Regions from separate parts of the Homo sapiens genome. Here region 1 is linked to region 2. A link is a loop called in an ENCODE intact Hi-C map of the cell type or tissue named here. Cell type or tissue: mammary epithelial cell. All regions are shown on one strand. Each heading gives the region's core, and the rest is flanking DNA. Links, peaks and the distances in the headings are about the cores only.

Evidence for each region. A loop is a pair of places that touch in the nucleus more often than their neighbours do. Peaks named below come from ENCODE experiments on the same cell type or tissue, not always from the same donor. Only the 100,000 strongest peaks of a DNase experiment are listed, where the experiment ranks them.
Region 1: it touches region 2 in a loop (8-fold over the local background); 1 of 110 quality-filtered maps calls a loop at or near these places.

What each region holds. Positions count from the first base shown.
Region 1 is chrX:110,658,048-110,673,666 of GRCh38, forward strand. No RefSeq gene overlaps it. Among named protein-coding and RNA genes, the nearest start is that of CHRDL1, 130 kb to the right of the region's middle. RefSeq lists an enhancer at 10,218-10,983. In mammary epithelial cell, for the core only: a CTCF peak has its summit at 7,824 (motif pointing left); no DNase peak of the experiment used is centred there.
Region 2 is chrX:110,153,479-110,169,097 of GRCh38, forward strand. The region is part of intron 5 of TMEM164 (transmembrane protein 164); the gene reads left to right. Among named protein-coding and RNA genes, the nearest start is that of SNORD96B, 64 kb to the right of the region's middle. RefSeq lists an enhancer at 7,117-7,650. In mammary epithelial cell, for the core only: a CTCF peak has its summit at 7,179 (motif pointing right); a DNase peak (open chromatin) is centred at 7,453; H3K27ac peaks cover 601 bases.

The sequences.
Region 1 (15,619 bases), core at 6,687-9,186, 510 kb after region 2:
ACAGAAGTAGGCTTCAGAAGGTCGGTAATAACAAACTTCACTGAGCTAAAGGAGCATGTTCTAACCCATCACAAGGAAGCTAAAATCTTGAAAAAAGTTAGACGAATGGCTAACTAGAATGAACAGTGCAGAGAAGACCTTAAATGACCTGATGGAGCTGAAAACCACAGCACGAGAACTTCGTGATGCATGCACAAGCTTCACTAGCTGATTCGATCAAGTGGAAGAAAGGATATCAGTGATTGAAGATCAAACTAATGAAATAAAGCAAGAAGACAAGATTAGAGAAAAAAGAGTGAAAGGAAATGAACAAAGCCTCCAAGAAATATGCGACTATGTGAAAAGATCAAATATACGTTTGATTGGTGTACTGGAAAGTGATGAGGAGAATGGAACCAAGTTAGAAAACACTCTTCAAGATATTATCCAAGAGAGCTTCCCTAAACTAGCAAGGCAAGCCAACATTCAAATTCAGGAAATACAGAGAACACCACAAAGATACTCCTCGAGAAGAGCAACCCCAAGACACATAATTGTCAGATTCACCAAGGTTGAAATGAAGGAAAAAATGTTAAGGGCAGCCAGAAAGAAAGGTCAGGTTACCCACAAAGGGAAGCCCATCAGACTAACAGCGGAACTCTTGGCAGAAACTCTACAAGCCAGAAGAGAATGGGGGCCAAATTCAACATTCTTAAAGAAAAGAATTTTCAACCCAGAATCTCATATCCAGCCAAACTAAGCTTCATAAGTGAAGGGGAAATAAAATCCTTTACAGATAAGCAAATGCTGAGAGATTTTGTCACCACCAGGCTTGCCTTACAAGAGCTCCTGAAGGAAGCACTAAACATGGAAAGGAACAACAGGTACCAGCCACTGCAAAAACATGCCAAATGGTACAGAACATTGACCCTATAAAGAAACTGCATCAACTAATGGGCAAAACAGCCGGCAAACATCATAATGACAGGATCAAATTCAAACATAACAATATTAACCTTAAATGTAAATGGGCTAAATGCCCCAATTAAAAGACACAGACTGGCAAACTGGATAATGAGTCAAGACCCATTGGTGTGCTGTATTCAGGAGACCTATCTCACATGCAAAGATGCACATAGGCTCAAAATAAAGGGATGGAGGAATATTCACCAAGCAAATGGAAAGAAAAAACTCAGGGGTTGCAATCCTGGTCTCTGATAAAACAGACTTTAAACCAACAAAGATCAAAAGAGACAAAGAAGGCCATTACATAATGGTAAAGAGATCAATTAAACAAGAAGAGCTAACTATCCTAAATATATATGCACCCAATACAGGAGCACCCAGATTCATAAAGCAAGTCCTTAGAGTCCTACAAAGAGACTTAGACTCCCACACAATAATAATGGGAGACTTTAACACTCCACTGTGAATATTAGACAGATCAATGAGACAGATGGTTGACAAGGATATCCAGGAATTGATCTCAGCTCTGCACCAAGTAGACCTAACAGACATCTACAGAACTCTCCACACCAAATCAACAGAATATACATTCTTCTCAGCACCACATTGCACTTATTCTAAAATTGACCACGTAATTTGTAGTAAAACACTCCTCAGCAAATGTAAAAGAACAGAAATTACAACAAACTGTCTCTCAGACCACAGTACAATCAAATTAGAACTCAGGATTAAGAAACACACTCAAAACTGCACAACTACATGGAAACTGAACAACCTGCTCCTGAATGACTACTGGGTAAATAACAAAATGAAGGCAGAATTAAAGATGTTCTTTGAAACCAATGAGAACAAAGACACAATGCACCAGAATCTCTGGGACACATTTAAAGCAGTGTGTAGAGGGAAATTTATAGCACTAAATGCCCACAAGAGAAAGCAGGAAAGATCTAAAATCAACTCCCTAACATCCAAACTAAAAGAATTAGAGAAGCAAGAGCAAACAAATTCAAAAGTGAGCAGAAGGCAAGAAATAACTAAGATCAGAGCAGAACTGAAGGAAATAAGAGACGCAAAAAACCCTTCAAAAAATCAATGAATCCAGGAGCTGGTTTTTTGAAAAGATCAAAAAAATTGATAGACCACTAGCTAGACTAATAAAGAAGAAAGCAGAGAAGAATCAAATAGACGCAATAAAAAATGATAAAGGGGATCTCACCACCAAACCCACAGAAATGCAAACTATCATCAGCGAATACTATGAACACCTCTATGCAAATAAACTAGAAAATCTAGAAGAAATTGATAAATTTCTGGACAAATACACCCTCCCAAGACTAAACCAGGAAGAAGTTGAATCCCTGAATAGACCAATAACAGGCTCTGAAATTGAGGCAATAAGTAATAGCCTACCAACAACAATAGTCCAGGACCAGATGGATTCACAGCCGAATTCTACCAGAGGTACGAAGAGGAGCTGGTACTATTCCTTCTGAAAATATTTCAATCAATACAAAAAGAGGGAATCCTCCCTAACTCATTTTATGAGGCTAGAACCATCCTGATACCAAAGCCTGGTAGAGACACAACAAAAAAAGAGAATTTTAGGCCAATATCCTTGATGAACTTTGATGCGAAAATCCTCAATAAAATACTGGCAAACTGAATCCAGTAGCACATCAAAAAGCTTATCCAACATGATCAAGTCAGCTCCATCCCTGGGATGAAAGGCTGGTTCAACACACACAAATCAGTAAACGTAATCCATCACATAAACAGAGCCAATGACAAAACCCACATGATTATCTCAATAGATGCAGAAAAGGCCTTTGACAAAATTCAACAGGCTTTCATGCTAAAAACTCTCAATAAACTAGGTATTGATGGAACGTAGCTCAAAATAATAAGAGCTATTTATGACAAACCCTCAGCCAATATCATACTGAATGGGCAAAAACTGGAAGCATTCTCTTTGAAAACTGGCATAAGACAAGGATGCCCTCTCTCACCACTCCTATTCAACATAGTGTTGGGAGTTCTGGCTGGGGCAATCAGGCAGGAGAAAGAAATAAAGGGTATTCAATTAGGAAATGAGGAAGTCAAACTGTCTCTGTTTGCAGATGACATAATTGTATATTTAGAAAACTTCATCATCTCAGCCCAAAATCTCCTTAAACTGATAAGCAACTTCAGCAAAGTCTCAGGATACAAAATCAATGTGCAAAAATCACAAGCATTCCTATACACCAATACCAGACAAACAGAGAACAAAATCATGAGTGAACTCCCATTCACAATTACTACAAAGAGAATAAAATACCTAGGAATCCAACTAACAGGGGATATGAAGGACCTCTTCAAGGAGAACTACAAACCACTGCTCAAGGAAATAAAAGAGGACATAAATAAATGGTAGAACATTCCATGCTCTTGGATAGGAAGAATCTATATGTTGAAAATGGCCATACTGCCCAAGGTAAATTATTGATTCAATGCTATCCCCATCAATCTACCCCTGACTTTCTTCACAGAATTGGATAAAACTGCTTTAAAGTTCATATAGAACCAAAAAAGAGCCTGCAAAGCCAAGACAATCCTAAGCAAAAAGGACAAAGCTGGAGGCATCATGCTACCTGACTTCAACGTATACTACAAGGCTACAGTAACCAAAACAGAATGGTACTAGTATCAAAACAGATATATAGACCAGTGGAATAGAACAGAGGCCTCAGAAATACCACCACACATCTACAACCATCTGATCTTTGACAAACCTGACAAAAACAGGAAATGGGAAAATGATTCCCTATTTAATAAATGGTGCTGGGAAAACTGGCTAGCCATATGTAGAAAGCTGAAACTGGATCCCTTCCTTACATCATATACAAAAACTAACTCAAGATGGATTAAAGACTTAAATGTAAGACCCAACACTATAAAAACCCTAGAAGAAAACCTAGGCAACACCATTCAGGACATAGGCATGGGCAAAGACTTCATGACTAAAACACCAAAAACAACATCAACAAAAGCCAAAATAGACAAATGAGATCTAATTAAACTAAAGGGCTTCTGCACAGTTAAAGAAACTACCATCAGAGTGAACAGGTAACCTACAGAACGGGAGAAAATCTTTGCAATCTACCCGTCTGACAAAGGGCTAATATCCAGAATCTACAAAGAACTTAAACAAATTTACAAGAAAAAAATAAACAACCCCATCAAAAAGTGGGTGAAGGATATGAACAGACACTTCTCAAAAGAAGACATTTATGCAGCCAACAAACATATGAAAAAAACCCTCATCATCACTGGTCGTCTGAGAAATGCAAATCAAAACCACAATGAAATACCATCTCATGCCAGTTAGAATGGCAATCATTAAAAAGTCAGGAAACAACAGATGCTGGAAAGGATGTGGAGAAATAGGAACACTTTTACACTGTTGGTGGGAGTGTAAATTAGTTCAACCATTGTGGAAGACAGTGTGGTGATTCCTCAAGGATCTAGAACTAGAAATACCATTTGACCCAGCAATCCCATTACTGAGTATATACCCAAAGGATTATAAATCATGCTACTATAAAGACACATGCACACATATGTTTATTGTGGCACTATTCACAATAGCAAAGACTTGGAACCAACCCAAATGTCCATCAATGATAGACTGGATTAAGAAAATGTGGCACATATACACCATGGAATACTATGCAGCCATAAAAAGGATGAGTTCATGTCCTTTGCAGGGACATGGATGAAGCTGGAAACTATCATTCGAAGCAAACTATCACAAGGACAGAAAACCAAACACCACATGTTCTCACTCATAGGTGGGAGTTGAACAACGAGAACACATGGACACAGGGCAGGAATCATCACACACCAGGGCCTGTCAGGTGGTGGGGGGCTGGGGGAGGGATGGCATTAGGAGAAATGCCTAATGTAAATGATGAGTTGATGGGTGCAGCAAACCAACATGGCACATGTATACCTATGTAACAAACCTGCATGTTGTGCACATGTACCCTAGGACTTAAAGTATAATAAAATAAATAAATAAATAAAATATAAAAATAAAAAAAAATACAGAAAACCAAAACAGCACTATCAACCACTTGACCTAACTTTCATTTGTAAAAAACTTCACCCAACAACAGGAGAATATGCATTCTTTCCAAGTGTATATGGAACACATATACCCAAGAGAGGGCATATTGTGGGACCTGCATATGTACCCCTGAATCTAAAATGAAAACTATATAGATATAGATAAAGTAGCAAAAAAGAAGACATTTAAAGGAATAGAAATCATTCAATGATATTCATAGAATAAATTAAAATTCAATAACAAAGATATCTAGAAAATATTCAAATATTCAGAGATGAAAGAAAACACTTCTATATAAAGCAATGTCAGGAGGCAGGAGCAAGCAATGTGATAAAACACATTGATTTAAAATATGAAGCTCACAGAGATGCATTGACATACCCAAAGTCACACAGCAAGGACAGGGAACCAGGCTGACTGATTTCAGTGTTGGTGTTTTAACCCCTCCACTCTCCTTTACTATCTGATGTTTTTCATCATCATCATCTCCTCTCAGAATATACAAAGGCAGATAGACAATATCAGTAAGAGTCAACCTTCTGCGGAGCTGAGGATAGCCTAAATTCACAGGCCCTGGATATTGGAGGTACAAGGTGCTCAGATATGGGGAACTTAATATTGGCAAGTGTGTTGAACTAAGTGCTCCTGATGATACTCATTTTGTTTTTAAAATAACACTTTTATTGAGCATAATTCATATGTCATACAATTTACCCCTTCAAAGTGTTCAATTAAGCGGGTTTTTGTATATTCACAGAGTTGTGTGGGTTTTCTCCATTAGCCCTGTTTGGGGAAATTGATTCTTTTGTATTTGTGATGGTAGCCAAACTTTAATGAATGGCCTATTGTTTGGCAATCTCTACTTCCAAAAGTTAAACCCTGAATGTTCCACCAGCTTCATTGGTCTCTGTGGAAGTTATTCACATGAGCACTTAGGGTGGCTCCCTGAAACAGGAACATTACTTTATTTTTATTTTGTTAGCTATTAACTAGCCCTGCCCAGACCTCCTACAGAAAATACATCTGTGAGGTACTGGGGAGAGGCTCTATCCTACCCTCCTGACATTAAAGTATCTTCAGTATGAAGCTTTAAAAGAGATTTAAAGTTTCTGCTTCAATCATTTTTGTTCTCGTTCAGACAGTGGTTCTTAATCTGGGGCCACAACACTCTGGGGAGCCAAGGAGTTATGTGAGAAACCTGCAAATCAGCTTGTGAACGAGGCTTTTATTTTGATTAAATATATCTTACACACGTTTGCTACTATTTCTCAATCATACATGGGTACTGTTGTGATTAATAAAGGAAAAAAATCTTCTGCATATGTAACTTTTTTATTATATAGTAACCTTTTTCATTATATATTTTCTCAATCAGCAGACACTAGGAGTGCAACTACTGTCATGGGATAATCAGATAGTTTTGATTGATAAAATAAGTTATATGGACCCAAAATGTTTAGGAACCACTAAATTAAACAAAGACCTTTCTTCATAGGGTACAAATGTTTCATTTAGTAGGGCATCAACGTATTAGCAGTCATTAACACATTAGCCTGAATTAATCAGCTTGCTTCAGGGTAGGGCATTGAACACTTTCATCCTAAAAGCAGAGTGGGGATCAGCAATGGCTCCAAGCAGGTCTAGTGGGTTAGAATTAGTCTTTTGGGTGCCATGTGTGCTTCAGGAATTCGACAGTTTTTATACTTATAATAGTAGTCAAACTTTGATAGATGAATTATTGCTTGGTTAGTACCACTCCAAAGAGCCAAACCCCAAATGTTCTCCAACTTCTACCAATGTTGGAAAACACTCCAAGGGAAAAAAGAGGGCGCTGAGCACCAGAGATGGGAGCTAAAAGGTAGGAGGGGACAGCAAAATATGTGGCCAAGACCAAATTTGTCTACTTCTTAGTTTGTTGGGAGGACAAGGAGATAGTCATATCTACCCCAAAACTTTAGCAGACTACAATCTTGAAAAGACGTTTAGAATTCCTTTACTTTTGAGGTCCTCCCTTCCTTTTGCTCTGTCCCAGAACCTCCTTCGCCTATACTTGCTGACAAACTTTCCCCTCTCATCCAACACAGAGTCCCATTTTGTATCCAAAGCCATTCAATCAGCTCGAATTGTCTGTGTTTTTCTGGAGGGGTTCCCTCTCCAAACTTGCCAGAATGTCTCAATATTCTTGGAGCTTGTCCTCAGTTTCCGAAACTTCAGGGCATCCCATAGGCCACAGTTTTGACTTCAAATGCAAACTGACCTTTTCCTTTCACCCAAACACCCTCCTCCTTACCCACTGCATTGCATCAGAGCATTCTCAAGCCTGTTGTCTTGCTCCAGACATCCCCTTGTCTGTGGCTTGGGGTTAATATCTGGTCCTTTCCAATCCTACCCCATGTGATTATGCCTTTGTTTCAGATCCAGGAGAGTAATCATACTCAGACTAGGTCTCCACTAACCAAAGCAAAAGGGACATTTGAGAAAACAATCAGTTAGTCCTTGCAGAAGGGGTTTTTGGTTGCCTGACAACCAGATAGTTGCCTAAATTCTCCCCTCTGCCTGACATGAGTTCAGGGCCATAAGTGGCTACTTTCCCCTGCACAAACACGGCAAGTGTACAATAATGACTTCAGCTGTTTGAGAAGAGGCCATATCCCAAGAGGTACTCCAGAGAGCTGATTTTCTTAGAATTGCAGAGCAAAGGGCTCCGGAAAACTGGGCTGAATACTACTAGTGTTTGCCTTTCTCCAACTTCTGTGTGACTGCCATCTAGTGGCATGCAGGGTGGTGGTGGGGGGTGGTGGAGAGTGCTCCAACAGGGTTCAGTCAATAAGCAGGTGCATTGTTTATGAATAATTTAAAAACAATATTAAAACTGACTAAAGTTGGTCAGACTTTTATTATAACCACATGCTGGCAATTCTAAACAGTCATTGATAAAATACTTCTCACTTTGGTATACCACTGCCCCCACCCCAGCACCTAAGTGATTCCCTCATCTCCCCTTGGAGAGCCATATTTAAGCCTGACTTTTCAGGTAATACTTCAGATTTATATCCCTTCCCTCTATCAAAATGTTCCTGTCTTGTGCTCTAACCCCCTAAGGCTGTGCTTTTTATTTTCCTTGGTGGAATTTATTTATAGGGAAATATTTATAGGGGTTACCAGCTGTCTCTACCAGGGGCACCTATGTTATAACAGAAGTTACCTGAAGAATCAACGCTTTAGTCCAATGGTGTTCTAACTCTTTTAAGGCAGTGAAACACTGTTTTCAAACAAAATATGGTATGGAACCCCATCTCCTAACTCTTCTTTAAGTCTCACCTTCAGTGTCATTTCCTCTGGAAGGTCTTCCTTGTCTCTCCATGATGAGGACAAGTCCCCATGACTTAGTCACAGCACCTTGGACTCGCCCTTTCATACTACCCATCACACGTGTTATAACTTGTCTAGTGTCTGTATTCCTTAGTAGACTGTAACCTCCATGTGGGCAGATACTGCATCTATCTTGTTCACCATTGGAACCCCAGAAGCAAGTGTTGTGCTTGGCCCACTGTATGTGGTCCGTAAATAGCTGATGAATGAATGAAAGCCCTTCTGTTATTATAGCCTATGAGTAAATGAACATTGGAAATAACCATGTCACGTGTTATATTGTGGGTTTTTATTGAAATTATGGTCAAAAACAACCCCAAGATCATTTTTTTTTTTTGGAAAAAAAGTGTGGTTAACCAGTTTTCCCACCTTGTAGTCATGTGAGTAAAACTAAATGCAACAGCCACAACTCCCAATTTCTAGTGTGTAGATTTTTCCTCCTCTCTTTGGCACTAAAGTCAGGTTCTTCTTCTTACTAAGTTTTGGCTGAAGCTCTGCAGGGACAGTCTCCTCTTCTGTTTTATACCAGGACCCCCCAAAAGGCTTCTCCTAGTTGGCCATCTCAGGTTGGCACTTCCTTCAAAGACGTGCTTAAGTTCCACTGTCTGATTGAAGTTAACCCAGCCTGAGACTGCTTTCCTTTTTCTTTTAACTACTAGAGATCATGAACAAAGTGTTCACCTAGTTTTTTAAATTTATTTTTATTTATTATTATTTTTTTAGAGACAGCGTCTTGTTCCGTCCTTCAGGCTGGAGTGCAGTGGGCATGATCACTGCAGCCTTGAACTTCTGGGCTCAAGTGATCCTCCTGCCTCAGCCTCCAAGTAGCTGGGACTACAGACATGTGCCACCATACACAGCTAATTTATTTTTAACTTTTTTAGAGATGGGGTTTTGCTATGTTGCCCAGGCTGGTCTCTAAGTGATTTTCCTGCCTTGGCCTCCCAAATTGCTGGGATTACAAGCATAAGCTATCACACCTGGTCTAATTTTTTTAAAAGGCATTTACTGTGCATTTATACATCAGTCACTCTCATGAACACTTTATTAACTCATTTAAGCCTGACAAGAAACCTATGGGATAGAGATTATTCTTATCCTTATTTTACAGATGAGGGAACGAAGATTAAGAGATGTAGGAAACAAGAAATACGAATTGTTTGCGTGTATTAACTCTGTCTTCTCCTGATTCCCTGATTGGAGTGAACCTCTCAATAGTTTTGACCCCAAAGTTATTTTGTTATTAATTTTGGTGATAAGTTGAACAGAGGTAAACAGGTTTATTGAAGGACTGAAAAGGGCCAATGCCCTTCTGCAGCGTTTCCTTCCCCTCCCCCACTTACCTCTTGAGGAAGAGGGCTCCCTATGCGGATGCATTCCAGAGCTTCAGAATTCCTCTCTGAGCTGCTCCCTCCTATGGCAACGCCCACGTGAATGCCAGAGGACAATGGCACAGACAGTTTTCAGGAACACGTGTAGACCATCAGCCCCTTCCTCCTCACCAGGGCCTCTGGCTGCCATGCAAGCTGCTACATCTCACAATAAACCCAAACCCCTGGCATTTTAGAGAAGTAGCAGGTTCAGAAGTGAAAGAAAGAGAAAGTCGGAAGAGCAGGAATAACATTAGCACTCTTTGTAAGGGGAGAAGGCCTGGATTACATTACAGATGCTTAGGAAGGACAGGTATGGCCTATTTAGTTGGTGCTGCCTACTTCTATCATCACCCAAAATCTCATCCCTCTCATTCCCAAAACTCCCTTCTATTGCTTCCACTGCCAGAAGGTTTTCACTCACTTTAGCCCTCTGCCTTTATTTTTGTAATTGGGGAATGCATTTTGAGGGTAATAAAGAATAATAAAGTATTTAAAAGTGAAAAGGTATCTGAGGGTTAAGCAATTATCATTTATTTCACTTAAGTTGCTTCCTTCCTAATGCCAGACAGCTGCCCTGGAGGGATTTAGGTTTTGATTGTTGTGTGAGGTGGTTAATGGCGGAGCCTGAGGTTCTTTGTGGAACAAGGCAGGTGGGATAGCTGGATCTGAAGGGAGGAATGAGGGCACTGAGAATCCAGAGAGTGCATGATGACATGGAGAGAGGAAGCTGTCAAGTACAAACTTTGTCTTCTTTGAGGTTTTGCCTAGGACCTGTGCCTTGCCTCCCTCCCATCCATCCCATCCAGAAAAGTGAGAGGAAACTCCCTGCTCACTCCTCTCCTCACCACCTGCCCCTGCCCCCAGGATGGAGCTTAAGCGGGTACTAATTAGTACTATATATAACTTGGCTACATTCAGGGTTCAAGAGACTTGTGTGGACTGGCCTGGGAATCTGAGGATCAAATAGAATGATATTTCAATAAGAAAATGCATACTGAATTCTAAACTTTTGGCCAATATGTTATTCTTACATTGGGGACTGCTTATACTGGGAGGCAATTTAGAATTCCTTCTGTCTACATTAACTTGAAGTCAGGCATTGGGTCTCTTGTGTGGGCCATTTTGTGAAGGCTCCATACACACCACGTTGGAGCGTAAGTATTCATACACACAGAGAGAAAGATATAAAGATATATAAGTATTGTTTTATATATATATATATTTATATATATATTTATATATATATATATATATATATATATATATATATATATGAAACAGGAGCTTGCTCTGTCACCCAGGTTGGAGTGCAGTGGCATGATCGGCATGATCATAGATAACTGCAGCCTTGAACTCCTGGGTTCAAGTGATCCTTCTGCTTCAGTCTTCTGAGTAGCTGGGACTATAGGCATGTGCACCATGCTCAGCTATTTTTTAAATTTTTGGTAGAGATGGGTGTCCCACTATGTTTCCCTTACAGGCATAAGCTAACATGTCCAGCCTGTAATATATATTATAGCTATTATAAATATTATATATTATAGATAGCATATGTAGAAATATAGATATTACTTATCCACAATATTGAAGTCTTAGCAAAAATCCTTCACAGCTTAGTATTACTGTGAAGCCTATGCCACACATGCAAGGACATTTTGCTTTAAGCATTTAGAAAAATCGATGTATAAATCTAATATTTATCATTTATTTTGAAAGACATCTTATGGCAAATCAGTTTACAAAGCAAATAAGACCTTTTTTTCATTTGTACTTATTAACACAGGTTTTATTAGTTTTCTTTGGAGTAGGGTACAGAGAAAATGTCCTGAAAATCTGCCTAGCCTCTGCATATTTATGTATTCCCTGAACTGCTTGCTCTCCCAAATGGAGAAAGAATCTCACCAGATGGACTCTTCACTTGGCAAATATTTACTGAATGTCTGGACGTGCTGGACATTGGGTCCCTAACTTCTCAGAGCCTTCCAATCTAATCATGGAGACCATGACTGAGCAAACATTTCATGTTTTTACATATAATGGCATGTAAAAGGTGAATGCCTTCAATGTTCTCAAGTCTAAAATAGGGTCAATAATGATACTTCCCACACAGGGCTATGGTGAGGATTAAATGAAAAAACATGAATGTCAATTGATTACTATAGTGGTTGGCACAGGAAAAATACTTTGGTGATTATTTCCTGGAAGCATGGGGTAGGGAAGAACTAACTAACCTGCCTGAAGGAGGTGGACAAGTTTTCAGAGCTGAGCAATATGAGCTTTTAACAATTAGTAGGTGTTTGTTAAGTAGAGACATCAGGGAATAAACATTCCAGGCAAAGGGAGCTGTATATGAAGGCTCAGAAGTCCTGAGAATGTGGTAAGTTCCAGGATCCCGGAGTTGCCTGCCATGGTTGGAAGATACAGTATATAAGGAGAAAGGGAACATGGTGGCAAACCAGGAGGTGAGCAGGCAAGGTTCCACAGGGGCAGTGATGTTTGAAGGATGAGTAGAAGTTTGCCAGTCACAGAAGAAGAAAGAACACTGTAGTGGTGGAAAGAGCATATACAAAGGCACAAAGTTGTACACGCATATGAAATATTTGGGGGACAGTGTTCTGTAGGTGGAGCTCTGCATTCAAGAAGCTACCTCTCCCATGTGGAGCTTTCAAAGGTGTCTGGGCATGTTTGCTAGGCTGGTGGGGTGGGCCCCTTGATGTCAAATTATGTGAGGATTTCAGAGGGGAATGGAAGCAGTACATGTACCCACAAAAGAAGAGGAATTTGGAAAACAGTAATATGTCTGTCTTGGAGGCTTGTACTCAGCACAGACTCTGCATACTGGCAAGCGAGCCCTGATAAAAGGGATAAAAGTAGAATCTGAATGACTTGTTTGCACAAAAAACTGTGAGACTCTGGGACACAGGAAGACCCTGCTTTGGTGCACACAATACACACTCAAGAACTATTTGTTAACTGGTTTCATGTAAGGTGATAAAGTGTAACATCACAGGTTGGGAGGAAAGAGGGTACTCTCTCTACTTGTGCACAGGATCTGGTGCCATTTGGGAACGCTGAGGATTCCAGAGCATCACCACTGTGGTGGCATCTCTAGACCAGCAGAAAGAGCCCCTACCAGGAATAGCACAGTTGGCAGCAGTGGTGATATGTGTAGCCATACAGGCAGTCAATGGACTTTTTTTTTTTTTTTCTAGCAGAGCCCATCATGGAAGTAGGTGTTGGGGAGGAAAAACTTTTCCTCTACTCTCTTAGGTTCAGTAACTAGGAGCCTGTGGATTAAACTAACAAAACACAGATTAATAGAAGGGAAGGCACACAATTTTTGTTAATATTTACATGTACAGAAATTCATAAAAAGGAAGTGAAACTCAAGTGGTTACACTTGGGGCCTTTACATCCTTTTAACAAAGGAAAGGTTTGGGATTCAAGGGAGGATAAAATGTAGGAAAGTGACTAGAAAATATACAGGGGAACTAATGGAGGGTAAGGGCTAGTTTGGTAAGGTTGGTGTCTTAGTCTGTGTTGCTATAAAGGAATACCTAAGGTTGGGTAATTTATAAAGAAAAGAGGTTGATTTGGTTCATGGTTATGCAGGCTGTACAAAAAACATGGCACCAGCAACCGTTTCTGGTGAGGGCTTCCAGTAGCTTCCACTCATGGTGGAAGAAGGGAAGCTGGCGTGTGCAGATTACATGGTGAAACAGGAAGCAAGAGACAGAGGAGGAGAGGCCAGGCTTTTTAACTACCAGTTCTCGAAGGAACCAAGAGTGAGAACTCACTCATTACCACAAGGACAGCACCAAGCCATTTATGAGTCATCTGTTCCATCACCCAAACACCTCCCATTAGGTCCCACTTCCAACACTGGGGATCAAATTTCAACATGAGACTTGGTGAGGCCAAACCATATCCAAACCATAGCAGTCTGTTTCTGCAAACTCTTCTTGTTGTTGACTTCCAATCTTCAATGATTAGAGTCACTCTTCTCTCCCTGGTATGAATGGGGGTGTATTAGTCCATTCTTGCACTGCCATAAAGATATACATGAAACTAGGTAATTTATATTCAAAAAAAGAGGTTTAATTGGCATATGGTTCCACAGGCTGTACAGAAAGCATGATGGCTTCTGGGGAGGTCTCAGGAAACTTACAATCATGGTAGAAGGCAAAAGAGAAGCAGGCATCTCTTCCATGACCACAGCAGGAGGAACAGACAGAGGAGGGGGGGGGGGCTACACACTTTTAAACAACCAGATATCATGAGAAGTCATTCACTATCACAAGAACAGCAAGGAGGAAATCTGTCCCCAAGATCCAATCATTTCCCACCAGGCCCCTCCTCCAACATTGGGGATTACAATTCGACATGAGATTTGGGTGGGGACACAAACCCAAACCATATTAGGGGAGCACCTTTCTCAAAGGGAAATTCATCCCCCTGCTTTTAGGCAGATAAGGGGAAGGCAGAGAACTGTTTCTACATCTGTTGGTTCTCAATTTCCTGCAGGTCAAAATAATCCTTCTGCCAAAGTGTCACATTTTGGGGTGTCATATTCTGATCTTCTTCAAGGGTCAAAGCAAGAAAGGAATGAAAGGGTGGTAACATGTGGTAACAGACAGGACTTGTCAGTGCTTCCTGGGAATCACAGTGGGGGCAGATAAGTGGAGACTATAGGGAAGAAAAACCTGTAAACATTTTCTACATCTAGGAGACCAAATTGACAGGACTGGGTGAAATTCTGATGTGGCTAAGCAGAGAAAGAGGGCCAAGCTCTCTGGTTTGAGTTATTTGCAGTTTCCTCAATGGAGGTGGAGCAATACTGGGATCTATAGCCCAAAGTTCCAGAAGAAAGTGTGCTGGGTGTAAAGAGGGACTACGCGTAGCTCAGCATGAGTGTTGGCAACCAGAGGCCAAAATTCCATCCAGGGTGTGGGTCAAGAATTGTTGTGAGTTCCAGGGGTGCAGCATGGAGGCATGGCTTCTTATGCATCTCACATGACAGGATAATCTCTTTTTCCTCAATATTTTCAATCCTTTCTATAGGACCCTGCCCCCCACCCAATATTCAGATATGGCCAAAGAGCTCCCACCTTTAAGACAAAATGGCTTTCCTTTGACCTCATATCCTTCTCCAGCTCCTTCCTTCACCATATCTCTCCAGACTCTGCAGTAGAACTTTTCTAAACAGTTGTCTTTAGCTGCTGTCTCCAATTCCTCATCTCCCCACACACTTCTTACAGTCCACTCCCATGTGGTTTCTGTTCCAATCACTACACCAACACTTTTCTTCTGTGTTGCTAACACCAATGTATACTTTTCTGTCTCTATATTATTTGACATCTCAGCAGGACATGACACGTTTGACTACTCTCTTGAAGCACTCTCATATTTTGGCTTCTGTGATAGCACAAATTTAGCTAGTATTGGGTGCTTGAGGGAATTTGGTTTGGATCAACATATGTGACAAAACTCTTACTCTGATCCCTATACAAATGCCTGTAAAAAAATAATGTGAGCAGCAGACCAAAATTGAGGCCACATTGAAACCTTCTGTACCCAATGGCCTTCTGTACCCAATCTCTTAAGTATCTTGACCTAAAGGGAGGTCAGAAAACAATAGCCATTTTCAGTGCCACGACATCCATGAATGTCCATGGTCATAAATGAATACTTACTATGCGCCAGACACTATTCTAATCACTTTATATGCAATGACTAAATTAAAACTCACTGCAAGATTGCAGGCAAAGGGAAATAATATCACTGTTATTCCATTTTATAGTTGGAAAGACTGACAAATACG
Region 2 (15,619 bases), core at 5,656-8,155:
CACGTGAGGCCCATGACCTTGAATGAGAAAAATAATCACATCTTTATGTCCATTAACTGCAACTGAAATACAGTCATCTCTCGGTATCCATGGGGAATTGGTTCTAGGACTTCCCCCACCACAAATACCAAAATCCAAGGATGCTCAAGTCCCTAATGTAAATGACGTAGTATTTGCATCTAACCTACACACATCCTCCTGTATACTTTAAAGGAAGCTTGTCTAACCTGTGGCCTAGGATGGATTTGAATGTGGCCCAACACAAATTTGTAAACTTTCTTAAAACATTATATTTGAAAAAAATTTTTTTTCAGCTCATCAGCTATCAGTAGTGTATTTTATGCGTGGCCCAAGACAATTCTCCTTCCCATGTGGCCCAGGGAAGCCAAAAAATTGGACATCCCTGCTTTAAATCATCTCTAGATTACTCATAATACCTAATACAATGTAAATGCTATATACATAGTTGTTATACTGTTTTTTATTTGTATTTTTTTTTACTATTGTTATTTTCATTTTTAAAAAATATTTTTGATCTGTGGTTGGTCAAATCCACAGATGCGGAACTTGCAGATATGGAGGGCCGACTTTGTGGTATATCCTTTAGTAAGGAATGTAGATAACAAACCACAGTTACATTAGCAGCACTTGGCATGCTGTTGTTAATGTAAATTACACTTATTTTCCTCTTATGTTAGAGTTGTTGCAGATATCTCAAAAAATCATTGGCATTCATCATTACCTCAAAATTTAAAAACAGATGTGCCTTTTAAAAGCATTTTGATAACTATAGTTCAACATGATTATTTTCTTTTATAATCCTATATATTCTATTTCGTATACTTAAATACTTTATTCTGAGAGAGAGCCTTTACACTTCCCCAGACTGCCCAAGGAGTGCATAGTACCACCAAGGTTAGGAGTCCCTTTACTAGAGTTTATTTTATTTTTATTTTTTTGAGACAGATACTCACTGTGTCACCCTGGCTGGAGTGCAGTGACCTGATCTTGGCTCACTGCAACCTCTGCTTCTCGGGTTCAATCAATTCTCGCACCTCAGCCTCCAGAATAGCTAGAAGTACAGTCACATGCTGCCACGCCCGGCTAGTTTTTGCATTTTTTGTAGAGATAGGGTTTCACCATGTTGGCCAGGGTGGTCTGGAACTCCTGGCCTCAAGTGATCCGCCTGCCTCTGCCTCCCAAAGTGCTGGGATTATAGGCATGAGCCACTGTGCCTGGCCTGCACTAGAGTTTAAACTGGTGTTTGAAACCAGGTGGGCAGAGATGCCTCTATGCTGCCTGTCCATGGAGTCGCTGGATTCAGACAGACTGTAGGTACAAATCCTAGTTATCCCACTTGCTAGTTAGTTCTGGCATTTGGTCGAGTACCTTGACCTCTCTGTGTCTGTTTTCTCACTTGCAAAATGAGGGTAGTAATAGTACCTACCTCATAGGGTGTTATGAGGATTCACTGAGCTGATACATGAAGAGTATACAGAACAATGACTGGCACATAGTAAATACTATGTATTGGGTTTGTATAATTATTAATTACCCACTGTTCTGCCTTGTGTTAATTATTCATCTTTCTTCCAACTAGACTGCCGTCTCTAGAGGTCAGGATTGTGCCTTGCTGTGTTCTAAAGCCGCAGAACCTTGCATGAACTGAGAGCATGCTTGTCAGTGGATGTAACATTACTGGTCCTCCCTCCTTTGAGACACTTGTTTCTCCTTTGAGCTCCAGGGTACCTCTTTCTCCTGGTTCTCCTACTTCTCTGGTTCTTTCTCCTTGGGCTCTTTTGCTCTGCCTGCCCCATAGATCCTGGTGTTCTTCATCAATAGAGATAACACAGGCTTGAGAAGCAGTACAGGTACTTCAAAAATAACAATTAGACTCCTCATTTCTGTACCCCTTCTCTCATCCTGCTTGTCTTCCTCCTCTGTTTCCTGTCTTGGTTAGTGGCTCTACTCTCCATCCACTACCAAAGCAAAAAATGTAGGCAACATCCTAGATCTCTTCCTCTGCGTCTTCCCATTTACCAATCAGTTCAGAAGTTCTGACAGTTTAAATTCTCAAAATTGTTTGCAAATTTGGCCCTTCCTCCTCATCCTCACCACCCCTGTCCGACTGTGGGCTCTCAGCCTCTGTTACCAGGACTACTTTGCTTCCTCTCTCCTCTCCCTGCCCCCTGATTTCCCCTACCTCCTACCCAGGCTATCCTCTATACAGTCTCCAGAGTGACCATTTTAAGGAAAGAGGAAATCTGATCTGATTTTGCTCAGCTGCTTAAAAATCCCATCCAGGATGAAGACCAAACTTCTTTGCATAGCATTCAAGACCATTCACAGTCTGATTCTTGTCCATCTCTTTGGCCTCATTTCTCATTGCTTAGACTCCGATTCTATCACTTTACCTTCTGGTTTTTATTTGTTTTGTTTTTTTAGAGATGGGGTCTTACTATGTTGTCCAGGCTGGAGGGCAGTAATGCAATCATAGCTCACTGCAGCCTGGATCTCCTGGGCTCAAGTGATCCTCCTGCCTCTGCTTCCCAAGCAGCTGAGACTGCAGGTACATACCACTGTGCCCAGCTCATTACTTTACTTTCTGAATAAACTTATCTGCTGACAGGTTTGCCCAGCCTTCCTTGCTTTGTGTCCAGGCTCATACTATCTATTCTACTTGAAACCTGGCAAACTTCGTGTGTTCCTTTGCAAGTTAGCTCAAGGGTACTACCTCCTCTCTGGAGGTGTCTCTGACTTTCCTAGGCAGCCAAGGGCATGTATTCCTTAATGTGCCTTTCTCCTTGTACTTTTATTATACTTTATTATAATATGCAGTAACCACCATTTCTAGTTGTCTGTATTTTGCCACTAGGTGGCAGTAGTCACATCTTTTCGGGAGATTAAGATAATTAATATTGGATATTGATTTATTTTATTTATTAAAGATGTTGATTAATAATTGTTGTAATTGAGGTGCTATGGGAATAAGGATGCGGGTAAAATCCGTGAGGCCCCTGAATTTTGGCCTGAGTGACTGGGTGGGATAGAGTATCATTAACTGAGAAGAGGGCGCAGAAGGAAGGAGCATGTTTTAGAGAGTGTCTTAGTCTTTTTGGCCTGCTACAACAAAAATGCTATCAACTGAGTAGCTTATAAACAATATAAATGTATTTCTCGCAGTTCTGGAGGCTGGGAAGTCCAGATCAAGGTACCAGAAGATTCAGTGTCTGGTAAGGGCCTGTTCCTCCTAGATGGGGTCTTCTCACTGTGTTCTCACACGTGGAAGGGGCAAGCAGGCTTCCTTGGGCATCTTTTATAAGGGCACTAATCTCATTCATGAGGGATCCACCCTCATGACCTAATCAGCTCCTAAAGGCTCCACCGCTTAATACCATCACATTGACCATTAGGTTTCAACATGAATCTGAGGAGAGGAACATAAACATTCAGACCATAGCAGCGAGGAAGATGATTTTACTTGAGTTTGAGGTGCTTATAGGCTATCTAGGTTGAGATGCCCAGGAAGCATTAGGATAAAATATTCTGGAGCTGTTCAGGGGAATCTGGACTAGACACTGACTTTAGTATCAGTGGTTATAGAACTAGTAGATGAAAACATTGGAATGAATGAGCTGGTCCAGGGTAACTATGTAGGTAGGGATAAAATAGGACTTAGAGAAAGCCTTGGGGAACATCAACTTGCAAACAGTAGACAGAAGAAGAAGAGTGTAAGGAGATTGCAGGAAAGATCAGTGATAGAAGGAGAGGCTGGTTGTCCTGAAAACTAAGGCAGTAGAAATTTTTCCCAAAGTGGTATTAGCCAAGCCATGTTGGATCTAAGAGGTACAGTAAAATCAGGTCCTCAGAGAAGTGGGAATTACAGGGAAGAAGTTAAGGGCATTAAGGAAGGAGGGGTTAAGGGTGTTACAGAGCCAAGGGAGGGTGTTTCTCCTCCTCCTTTCTCCCCCTCCCTTTCTCTCCTTTTCACCTCCTTTTCCCTTTCTCTCTGCCCCAGGGCTGAGCATGTTCAAATGCTAAACTGAAGCCCAGTAGAGCCAGGGAACATTGAAGGTACCAGAGAGAAAGGGGAGTGGATGAATTACAAGTTGATGACAACTGCTGAGAATGACAGGGGTTTGGTGGTGGATTGAGAAGGGTAATGACAAGAGAAATAAGTGCTGTGGGAAATGGAAGAAGGAGATAAGCCTAGACTCTCTCAACACTGTCCAATAGAATTCTCTGTGATGATGAATATATCCTATATCTGTTCTATTCCACATGGTAGCCACTAGCTACATTTGGCTTTTGAACAGTTGAAATGTGCCTGGGGGGACTGAAGAGTTGGATTTCTCATTCGATTTTAAGGTTAATTAATTTGAATTGAAATTGATTGGTTGGTTGATTGATTGATTGATTGATTGATGAGATGGAGTCTCATCCTGCCGTCCAGGCTGGAGTGCAATGGCGAGATCTTGGCTCACTGCAACCTCGACCTCCCGGGTTTAAGCGATTCTCCTGCCTTAGCCTCCTGAGTAGCTGGATCTACAGGCACATGCCACCATGCTTGGCTAATTTTTATATTTTTAGTAGAGATGGGGTTTCACCATGTTGGCCAGGCTGGTCTCAAACTCCTGACCTCAAATGATCCACCCACTTCAGCCTCCCAAAGTGCTGGGATTACAGGTGAGAGCAACTTTGCCTGACCTGAATTGAAATTTAAATGGCCATATGTGGTTAGTGGCTATTGGACAACATAGCTCTAGAAGGTTGGTGACTGGCACTGTGGGGCCCTCCTGAAAGAAGAATCCGTGGATTTTTCTGGCACTGGTTTGTACGGTTACCCCATTTGGGGTTCAGCAGCCTAAGTGGAGGTGCAGGACATCTGGCTGGAGGGATCCGTCCAATGTTGAGGCTTTGTAAGTAGGGTCAGTATTGTTGAAAATCTAGAAAGTGAGGGATGTTTGAGGGGTTCTGGAGAGTTTTGGTAATCCTGCAACGCACTGTATTGCTTTCAGGTTTCTGACCAAGGACAGGTCACCCAAGGAGCAATAGCAGAATGGGAGACAGAGCAGCACTTTATTATTAGCTGAGCAGGCATCCAGTATCTTTAGTGCTGGGCGAGAGCTTGCAGCTTTGTTCTCAACATCTAGGTGAGCTTCCCACTCTGTACCTAGAGAATATAATGTGGCTAGATGTGTAGCACAGGCCCCCCCATACTTTCCACCCTATCAAAGGCATTGAGAAGCTAGAGAGGAAAGTGAAGAGGCCTGGCTATGCAGAGAGACAGGTTCTGCTGAGATGTGCACGACGAAATACACATGCTGCCCATTACAAAGCTAGACTACCTGGTTTCAAATACTGGTTCTCCTCCTTACTAGCTGTGTGACTTTGGCCAAGTTCCCTTACCTTCTCCAAGCTTCAGTTTTCTCATCTGTAAAATAAAAATAATAACAGTACTTCCTCATGTGGTTGTAATTAGCATTAAATGACTTAATGTATTAATATATAAAGTGCTTATAACAGTCCCTGTCATGTAATGGTGGTATATAAGTTGTTTGCTATTATTAGTATGGTTTCAGCTTGCCAATATACTGTGGCCCTGCCTACTAATCTAATAAAATGTGGTTTGAGCAGTTTTTTAGGTTCTCACCTTTAGTAAGCCACCCTTTGGGGATGATCTAGTGAGGGGATAGATAGAAGTGTGGGGAGAGGGGGATGAAGAGTTCTGCTTCCCACCAGGGAGTTGAGAGTGCTGGTGTCAGAGTTCGAGGCCATGGGGTCCAAGCTGGTGTGGAAGAAAGGCTAGAAGAGAGCTGGGGAACAAGGAGGAATTCTATGGAGGGAGGTAAGGAGCATCAAGGGATCACAGGTCACGAGGAGGTCTAGGGGCATGCGCATAGTAGGAATAAGGATATGAAAGCTGAACTGTCGGGAGGTTGTGGTCAGATGATCCCAGCAGAGGCGGGGCAGTTCAAAGTGATGACAGAAGGCAGGTTGTGGTTAGTGCGGTGGAGTAGACCTGTAGAGTTGAGGAGGTTCAGGAGGCCACGAGGTTAGGGTATTGGAAGAGGTGCCTGCATGGATGTTAAAATCACCCAGAATGCCATCAGGAAAAGGTATAAAAGAAGGTGGTAAGCTAAGTGACACTGATCTGAGGTGAATTCAATGACCTGGAGGCCAACAACAGGTGACAGTGACAAAGAGGAGGAACTGAATCTTGAAAGAGAACGAGGGAAGAGTAAACGTCTAGAAGCAATAATGGAGGGCTAGAGGAATCTTCAACTTCCCTTCCCCCACAAAAAATTGCTGCAGGAATAGAAGGATTAAAAAAGAACAGCCTTCTCAGAGCTGTTAGTGGAAGAAATCACACCCTCAGTGGACAGCCAGGGTTCCTTAGGGTGAGGAGGTGAAAGGGACATTCTGGGGAAAGGTGGCAGGTATAGACAGATTGGTTGATCATAAACACCCCAGGCCAGTGGTGGTGGTGGGCTTCCAGAGGTTCTAGTGGGATGGGTTGGGAGGAAGTCAGCCACAAGGTGGTTGGAGGAAAGTGCCCACACAGCTTTAGGCCCACAGCTTGGTCCTGCCTACAGCTGGTGACACAACTCAGGAGTTCCCCTCTCTTCATCCTTGTGATGTGTTTCGATTGGTTGGTTGTGTTTGTTTTCATTTCGGCAGCAGTTCTTAACCTGGGGTTCACAAATAGGATCTTAAGGGGTTCATTCACTTGAATGGGGGGAAGTCACATCTTTATTTTCACTGACCTCTAGCAGAAATGTAGCACATGAACGCAGACAACAAGCACCAGTGGTATTAGCCCTACCTGTGTCTTTGTTGTCAGTAGCAATCACAGATGGCTTCCTATCACATTTCAGTAGTAGCGGCCATCTCAGGATAGTGTTTATGCTCATCTGCTTTGAAAGTGATGGTAGTTATTAGGCCTGCTGCTAGATCTTGTGATTAAATGTATTTATAAAGAAACATAATTAGTATATTACAAAATTTTAAAAATATTTTGGTAACTGTGTTTTAATATAATTGAATTCCTTTGGCTTTTATTTTATGCATTTCAAACACTGTTCTGAGAAGGAGTCCTTTGGTCTCCCCAGGCTGCTGGGGTGCAGGGGGTGGGGTGGAGGGCCTGCTTCAAGTCTGCTGGGAAATCCCTTTCTATTTCACTAGAGGGAGCTCTTGTTTCAGAATTGCTGAGCAGTGACCCTCAGGCTTGACACCCAGTAATAAGGTTGTTTTTTTGTTTTGTTTTGTTTTTTTGTTTTGAGACAGAGTCTTGCTCCGTCACCCAGGCTGGAATGTAGTGGTGTGATCTTGGCTCACTGCAACCTCCACCTCCTGGGTTCAAGGGATTCTCATGCCTCAGCCTCCTGAATAGCTAGGATTACAGGCATGCGTCACCATGCCCAGCTAATTGTTGTAATTTTAGGAGAGGTGGGGTTTCACTGTGTTGCCAAGGCTGGCCTTGAATCCCGAAGTGCTGGGATTACAGGCGTGAGCCACCGTGCCTGCCTGAGAAGGCTGTTTTGAAATACAGGCAATTCAGATGTTTTTGGAGGACATTTCAAGAAACTGGGGTTAAGAACCTCAGTGTTGTTTGTTCTAGGCAGGCCACCTCTCTCTTGAGTGGGCTTTCAGCTCATCTTCTGGAGGATGAGGATTGGACCTCCTGTGCTAGTTACTTTCTGGGACCAGTTAAAGCGGAAGTACTTTGGCCAATGGCAGCTCAAAAACTGGCCCCAAGGTCATGCTGACATCAGTATCCAGGCTGAGTTTCCTGTTTCTCCTCCATACCATTGAGCCCATTGCCCCTCCCATCTAGCTAGTGTTAGGATGTTAGAGAAGTTCCCCTCTTCCATGAGGCTTCCCTGCTCCACTATACTGGTCAGGTAAGGGCAGGTGAAAGTATAGGAACTCTGGTAAATCCTGAGGCTCCTAAAGGGTTAGTGGATGAGGGGGGACCTGAGGGATTTGACTGATTGGCGAAGGGCTGAGCCTTGTGCAACAGGTGGGTAGGTGAGTTTCTGAAGACCACTGGATTGTCCCTGCTGAGGAAGAAGTGATTGGTGCTCAGGAGTCCTTTGTGGGAGCAAATGGTTAAGTCAAGTGTTTTCTGCCTTAATTTTCTCACCTTCCAGGAGACACTGCTCCTCACACCTGGCCAGACTCTGTCCCCTTCACTGGCAGCTTTTCCCAGGTCTCTTGGTTCATCTTCCAGCTCCAGGATTCCCTCTAAGTCAGTGTTTCTCCTATATGGTTGGAGGACCCAAGCATCAGGATCATCCTGAAGCGCTTGTTACTACAGTGGAGATTCCAGGGCCCACTCAGACTTCCTGGATTCAACTCTATGGGGCAGGGCCCAGGAAGCTGCATTTTCCACAACTTCCCTAGGACAGTTGTTTTCAAAGTGTGGTCCCTGGAATAGTAGTATCTGCCTAACCAGGGAACCTGTTATTAATAAAAATTCTCAGATTCCAGATTCCAGGCCTCACCCTAGATCTACTAGAAACTCTAATCAGAAACTCTGAAGTAGGGCCCAGCAAGCTGGATTTTAAGAAGCCCTCCTAGAGATTCTGATTTTGACCCACACTCAAGTTTGAAAGCCACTGCTGTAGCGGATTCTGATACAGAACGAGTTGAAACCTTGTTGCCTCAGATGATCCAAGAGTTGGCTCCCCCTTGCGTAAAGCTCAGCAGAGACACAGCTAAGGTCACACAGCAGCTTGGTAAGAGTAGGTAAGAGTAGAAGCTGGGACCTGGGTCCTTGGACTTCAGTGCATATTCTGCTAGGTCAGGTCCACCTGTTGGATTCTTTGCCAATTCAGGGCCCTCATCCTGTGTACTACTGTCAGGGGGCTGCCTCTCTGATCCTCATGGATGAAGGTGGGTCTTTAAATTGCCTTAGCCACAGGCTGGGTGGCCAGTCAGCCCCAACTAGGCTCTTCCAGGGTGAAGCATGGCCTGGGTAGACTCTCCAGCCTCTTAGGATGGGAGGTTGACAAGATGGACCTTCCCTGTGAACACTTAACCCAGGACATCCTCCACTTCCAAGTACAGTAAACAGAATAGAGGATAGGTTTTTTTGGTCAAATGCCTGGATGAGGGGAAACCTGACTTGAGCCTACACTCAGTGGCTAAGAATGGGGAATCAAATATTCACGATCATCTTGGGGTTGTGCCATGCTGAGATATCTTTTAGGCAGCCACAGCTTACAAAGGCTAAAAATGGAGGTATCTCATTTAAAGAGTACCAAAGATGGGAATACATTGTTGTCAGGAACCAAACTTGTCATTCTCTTCCCTATCCCCAAACCTGTACCTTCTCTGATGTTCCCCATCCTTTTCAGTGATACCATCACCTATTTGTTATCCAGGCCAAAAATCTAAAGCCAATCATTGGTCTATATTCCTATCCCTGCCCCCATCCAATCAGTGACCACATCCTATTAATTTGACCTTCTGATCATTTCTCAAATTTATTTCCACTACTCCAACTTTAGTTCAGGTCAGATCATCCCTGACTTCGTTTATTGCAACAGCCACCTAACTGGTTTCCCAGCCTCTAGCCTCACCCTGTTTTGTCCTCAGGGCACATAGGATGAGGCCTGAGAATTGGCCATTGGATTTAGCAATGAAAAAGTCATTTGTGACCTTAATGGGAGCTGTTTTGATGGAGGGAGGGAAGCCTGATAAGAGTGAGTTTAAGAGAGAACAGTAAGAGAGAGGAATTCTAGGTAGGGAGTATACCAGTGCTGTCCAATAAAAACATGTGAGGCACATATGTAATTTCAAATGTTCCAGTAGTCGCATTAAAAGCAGGTAAGAGAAACAGGTGACATTAATTTTAATAATAGATCTTACTTAACCCAGTATATCCAGTATTTTATCATTCCAATATAATCAATATAAAAATTATTACCAGGATATTTTCCTGGATTTCCTTTGAAATCCAGTGCACATTTTATAATAACAGCACATCTCAAGTTCAAACTAACCACATTTCAAGTGCCCACCAGCTGCATGTGACTAGTAACTACCACATTGGACAGCACTGGCATAGACAATTATTTCAAGGAATTTAGCTATAAAGGGGAGCAGAGGAGTGAGGTAGTGGCCAGATGGGGAAGTGAGGTCAAGTGTTGACTTGTTGGTTTTAGAACGGGAGCTATTAAAGTACTTTCCGTTTATACACTAATGGACTTAATCCAGTAGAGAGGAAGAAATTGTTGACATAAGATGACGAAACAGTGACTGGAGTGATGCTGTTGAGTAGGGGAGAGGGGATGGAATCTGGATGCAAGTGGAAATGCTGGCCTTGGCTAGGACACAGGGCAGTTCATCTGTGGTGACAGGGAGCAGGGGAGTGAAGGAAGACCATACTGGGCACTGATGCAGATAGATGGGTAAATGTGATTGTGGAAGCTTATGGAAGTTTTTGTCTGATTCTTTTTTTCCTCTGTGAAGTGGGAAGCAAGGTTAATATCTGAGAGTGAAAATGGGATAGAAGTATTAAAGATTCGAGAAGAGAGAAAATATTAATTTGTGGCCTAGGAGCGTGACAGAGTGAATGGACTGGGGAAATACAGTATGATTGCCTGGCAACATGAAAGATGCACTTGAGGTTTGTGATCACGAATTTGAAGTGAGAACAGTCAGCGCTGTTGTTTTTCTCTAGTACATTCAGCTGTGAGGGACAAGCAAGGCAGAGGAGGAGCTTTGGATTCAACCAGGGCTGGGTTTTTTTTCCAGCTGAGTATCATTCCATAATGAGAAGAACAATGGAGTCAAAGGCGTATGCAAGGGATAATTAGAATCATGGGCCATGGAATTTAAGGACAGAAAAGGGAGCCATGAGGGACAGTAAAAAGATGGTAGGACCAATGGATCACAGATTCCAGTGGGGTCAAAGAAGTATTGGGGTCATGGTTATCGGGAGTGAGCTGGAAAGGTAGAAGTGGTGGTTGAAGTGGGAATGCTTGACTTGGAGATTAGGGAGGGGCTACAGATATACATAATTATAAGGTCTCAGGCACGACCATGATAATGAGTGGCTGAGATGTGGTAGAGAGCAGGGTCATTGAGAACAAGAGGCCGAGGAACTGACAGACCAGGATGCTGGAAGGTTCATCTAGATGCATGTTGAAATTAACAAGAAATCTGATGAGTGGTAGTGAGCCAGGTACTAAAGGAATGAGGGCCATGACCCATATGTCTGTAGATGACTGTGAAAGGGAAGGATAGCGGGTGGTACAGTATGGTAGTGGTAGGATTTTAGTGAGAAGGGAGGGCCACTCGTCTAGGACTACAATGAAAAGAAAGAAGTTATTCACTCTACCTACATGGGCCAAAGGAGAAAAATCAGTCACTACTTTAGAGGGCCACAGATGAAGCAGGCAAGGAGAGGTAGGTTGGGTAACAACAAAAGGGTGAAGGGAACATTCAGAGAAGAGATTGAGAACATAGGAATTGAGCTAATGATTTATCTGTGATTGTTGCCTATCCTGTTCCCTTTTCCTGGAATTTCCTTCCTTACCTTGTACACATAGAGAACTCTTCATCTTTCCTCATCCAGCTCTTGCATTGCTACTTTCCTGAAACGGCTATTGCAAAGATTACTAACTAGTGATCGGCATGTTGCCAAACCCAGTGGAAGTGCTTGCCTTTACTGTACCCCTATAGAGAAGTGTGTTCCCAGTGGAATTTTCTGTGGTGATGGGAATACTCTATCTCTGCACTGTCCAATATGGTGGCCACCAGGCACATGTGACTGCTGAGTATATGAAATGTGGCTGATGTGACTGAGGAACCAAAGTTTTAATTCTGCTTAATTTTAATTCATTTAAATGTAATTAGCCACATGTGGCAAGTGGCTACCTTATTTATTGGTTGGTGCAAGTAATAGAGCACTTAACATTATTGATCCTTTCCTTCTTGAAACTTGATGTTCTTTTGACTTCCAGCACACCTCTCTCCTAGCTTTACGATTGCCTCTTTAATTTTGTCTTCATTCTTGACTTCTCATGGATCTTTCTCCTTCTGCTAGCCACTTAACTGTTGCTATTTTCCAGGCTTCCTCCTTCAGCCTTTTATCACATTTTGTGGACTCTTTCTCATTGATCTTATCCATACCCCAAGTCCTGTTTCCAGGCCATCTCCCTCTCCTGAGCACTAGACCTGGACATAACAGCCTATTGGAGACATCTGCTGGTGTAGTGGATAGGCATTCAGTGCTGGCATGCTCCAACCTGAGCTCATCTCTTCTCTAAATTACCTCCTCTCAGTTACTGAAGCCATAGACCTGGAAGTTAGTCTAGATGTCTCCTTCCTGTCTGACAAATTGCCAAGTCCTCTATGCCACTGCAGTACCATTTGAACTTGTCATCAGTCTTGTCCCTCTCCAGTCCATTGTCCACATTGCTGCTAGAGCAGTCTAGGTAGCTGAAACATAAATTTGACCTTTTTATTCTCCTTGTTAAAACCTTTTAGTGGCTTCTCATTGTATATAAGATAAAGGCCAAGTTCCCAGCATGGCAAACAAGGCTCTTCATGACCCAGCCTCACCTGCATGTTTTTCCAGCTTCATCTCCTGACATGTGTCCCTTCTCACAAAGTTCTCTCCTTTCCAGTAACGCAGAACTCCTTCTAATTGCACACAAACAGCATGCTGTTTCATGTCTCCACAGCTTTTCTCAGGCTATAACCTCTCCTTCCTTCAAGGCCCTACCCTAACCCCTTCTGGTTCTGCAAAGCTCACCTCAACTGTCATCTTCTCCAGCTACTTTTCCTCAGTGTCCCTGTTACTTAATGCACTTACCTAACTACACCATTGCATTATTCACTTGTAAACGCAGGTAGTTCCCAAGAGTGGGGACCACCATCTTTGCCTCCTTCTTTCCACTGTCTGGCATGGAGTCTTACTCCCAATGTGGACTCTGTAGATGTTGAGTGAATGGGTACCATGAATAAGTGAGTGAGTTGAAGGAAGCAGGAAGAAGATTAGAGAGTGGGATGTCACACTGCCCAGTCTCATCTCCTTAGTATAAGTCCTTCATGGGTGGGATTATAGGATGAGAAAAGGGGCCCCTGGGAGGCCTGTGGGGATCAGTCTTGGCTGCTGCTGGTGCAACTGACTTCTTTCCCAGGACTCATAAAACTTGCTTCTGGCAGAAATTGATTTTAGAAAAAGCTATTATCTAGGTTTTCCCCTACCTTTACAGCTGACATGCTTCTCTCTTCCTGGGATATAAGATGCTAGCAAAAAATGTCACATTTTTTCTTAAAGGAGAAAAAGGTTTTGTATGTTTAATTTTTTGAAAGTGCTTAAGTTTCTGTTTTCTTTTAGAAGAAAACTGGTTTTTCACTGGGATTTTCCCAAGGGCCACATGCAGGTATACAGAAAAGAGAATGATATGTGTTTGCATACAATTTGCATATATCTGTGTAGACTGGATCATCTATTCTCAGAGTACTTTCTTTTTTTATTTTTTCAAAAAAATTGAATACTTGATCAACTTTTCAATGAAAAGAATCAGTAACAGTGAAAGGCAATGGAAGCCATAGTGGAAGTCCTCCTTCATAGAGAAGATCACCTCTTTAGAAGATGCCCCATCATCTTCTAGTCTTTTATAAGATTTTGGATGGTTGTGGTCGCCATGATAAAAAATAGCAGCAGCCATCTGCATGCCAGGATAGCTGTCGTATATACTTTTATCTCTCTTTTTCCACTCACCAGCCCTTAGAGGTAGATGTTACCCTCAGCCCACCAGCAGGAAAACAGGCTTAGAGGGGCAGCACAATTTGCCCAAGGTCACTCCTATGGGTAGTGGCAGAGCCATGATTCAAACCCAAGGCTACATGGCCCCAAGGCCTTTGTTTTTAAACTACTAAGCTGTATTTTCTGCCATTTGTGTACTGCCTGGTGTTTTGTCTTTTGTCCTTGCCATTACCAGCCATAGACAGATACATAGTTTGGCTGTCATTTGAATGGTAGTGGACTCTGTTGCACAATGTTGAGGTACCATAGTTTATGTAACTATCTCCCCACTTGGTTTGTTTCCAGTTTCTCAGTATTATAGATAGTGCAGGTGTAAATATCTTTGCGCAAATTAGGGTGGTTTGTTGGAGTTTTTAGGTATTTGATGGTGGTCCGCAAAGTAGTATTTTTGAGGCAAAGAGTTATAATTTTATGATTCTCCAGAAAGTCTATACCATTCATTCACCCAAGCAGTGATTACTTTTGGAGTGCCCACTGTGTACCAGGTGCTGGACGTGAAGAGGTAATTCAGAAACAGCCCCTCTCTCAGAGAACTAACAGTCTGGTATGGGATGGATGATGCAGCACAGAATGAATGCTACTAAAGTCGGGGTTTGGGCAAGGGGCAGTGAGAGCACTGAGAAACAGTGTCCCCTGGTAGTATCTCTGAGTGTTCCTTTCCCTCTGCAGCATGGGGCAAGACGGGAGGAGCATGATAACAGGGCTGGCTGCAGAGCTGCCTCCTGGCTGAGGACACCCCCCACCAACACCCACGGGCTTTCCTGCCACCGCCTGTTGGCTCAGTCACTGCTGCCCATCTGCCACTAGGGGGCGCCGAGCAGAGAGGATGGAGGGAGGGGGCACCCGGGACAACAGGACTGGGGGCTCCAGCAGTGGGAGGAGTGGCAGCCTAAGCCCTTGTCTGTCCTCCAGGCCTCCTCTTCCCCTGTATGCCCACCGCAGCCAGGGTGACAACACGGTGCCCAGTCCACACTCATTCAGCAGACAGGAATGTGTGCATGCCTTAAGGGCATAGCTCTGTGCATTTTCACGCACCAAGCACTGTGCTAGATGCTAGGAATGCAGAAGTGGCCTGACATGGTCCTTGACCCTGAGATGCACTTGGTCTAGAGGGTTGGACAGACAAGGGAAGAGACAATCCAACTTGTGTGCTGGAGGCCTTCACAAGTGGCAACAGGAGCGTTGAGCTCCCTAGTGAGTCCCCTGGCAGTGCGTGAGAGTTCATTTCTCCAGTGCTCCGCTCTTATGACTTTGGCTGTGACATTGCCCATCTTCTAGCCTGGAATTTCTCCATCTATAAAATGGAGGGAATGATATCTATGTCTGCAAGGGCCTTCTGACTCAGATGTGCCATGAGCCTAAAGCAAGCCTGAGCTTCTTCCACAGAAGAGCCCCCAGCCCTGGTCCCCACTTTAGTCACTGAAGAAAGTCTCCTTTCTCTTCTCGCCCACATGCTCTCCTTACATGGTTTTCCTTGGCATTCTGCCTCTGGCCTTTTCCTTCTCTCTTTCTACGTATGTTCCCATGACTTCAGTTACCACTGTGTGCTGATGACACCTACATCTCCATGCTCGCCCCCATCCTCTCCACTGAGTTTGTGACTCATATAACAATGAAAATAATCAGCATTTGCTAAATCCCAGATACAATACTGTAATTACGGTATATTATCTCATCTCATCTCTCCAACAACATTGTGAATTAGGCAGTGCCACCCCATTTTATAGGTGAGTAGAACCGAGTTCAAGAGATGCTGAGACTTTCCCAAGGCCCCAAAGTTGATAAGTGATGGGGCCAGGATTTGCAAACCTCTACCTGTTGAGCTCCACT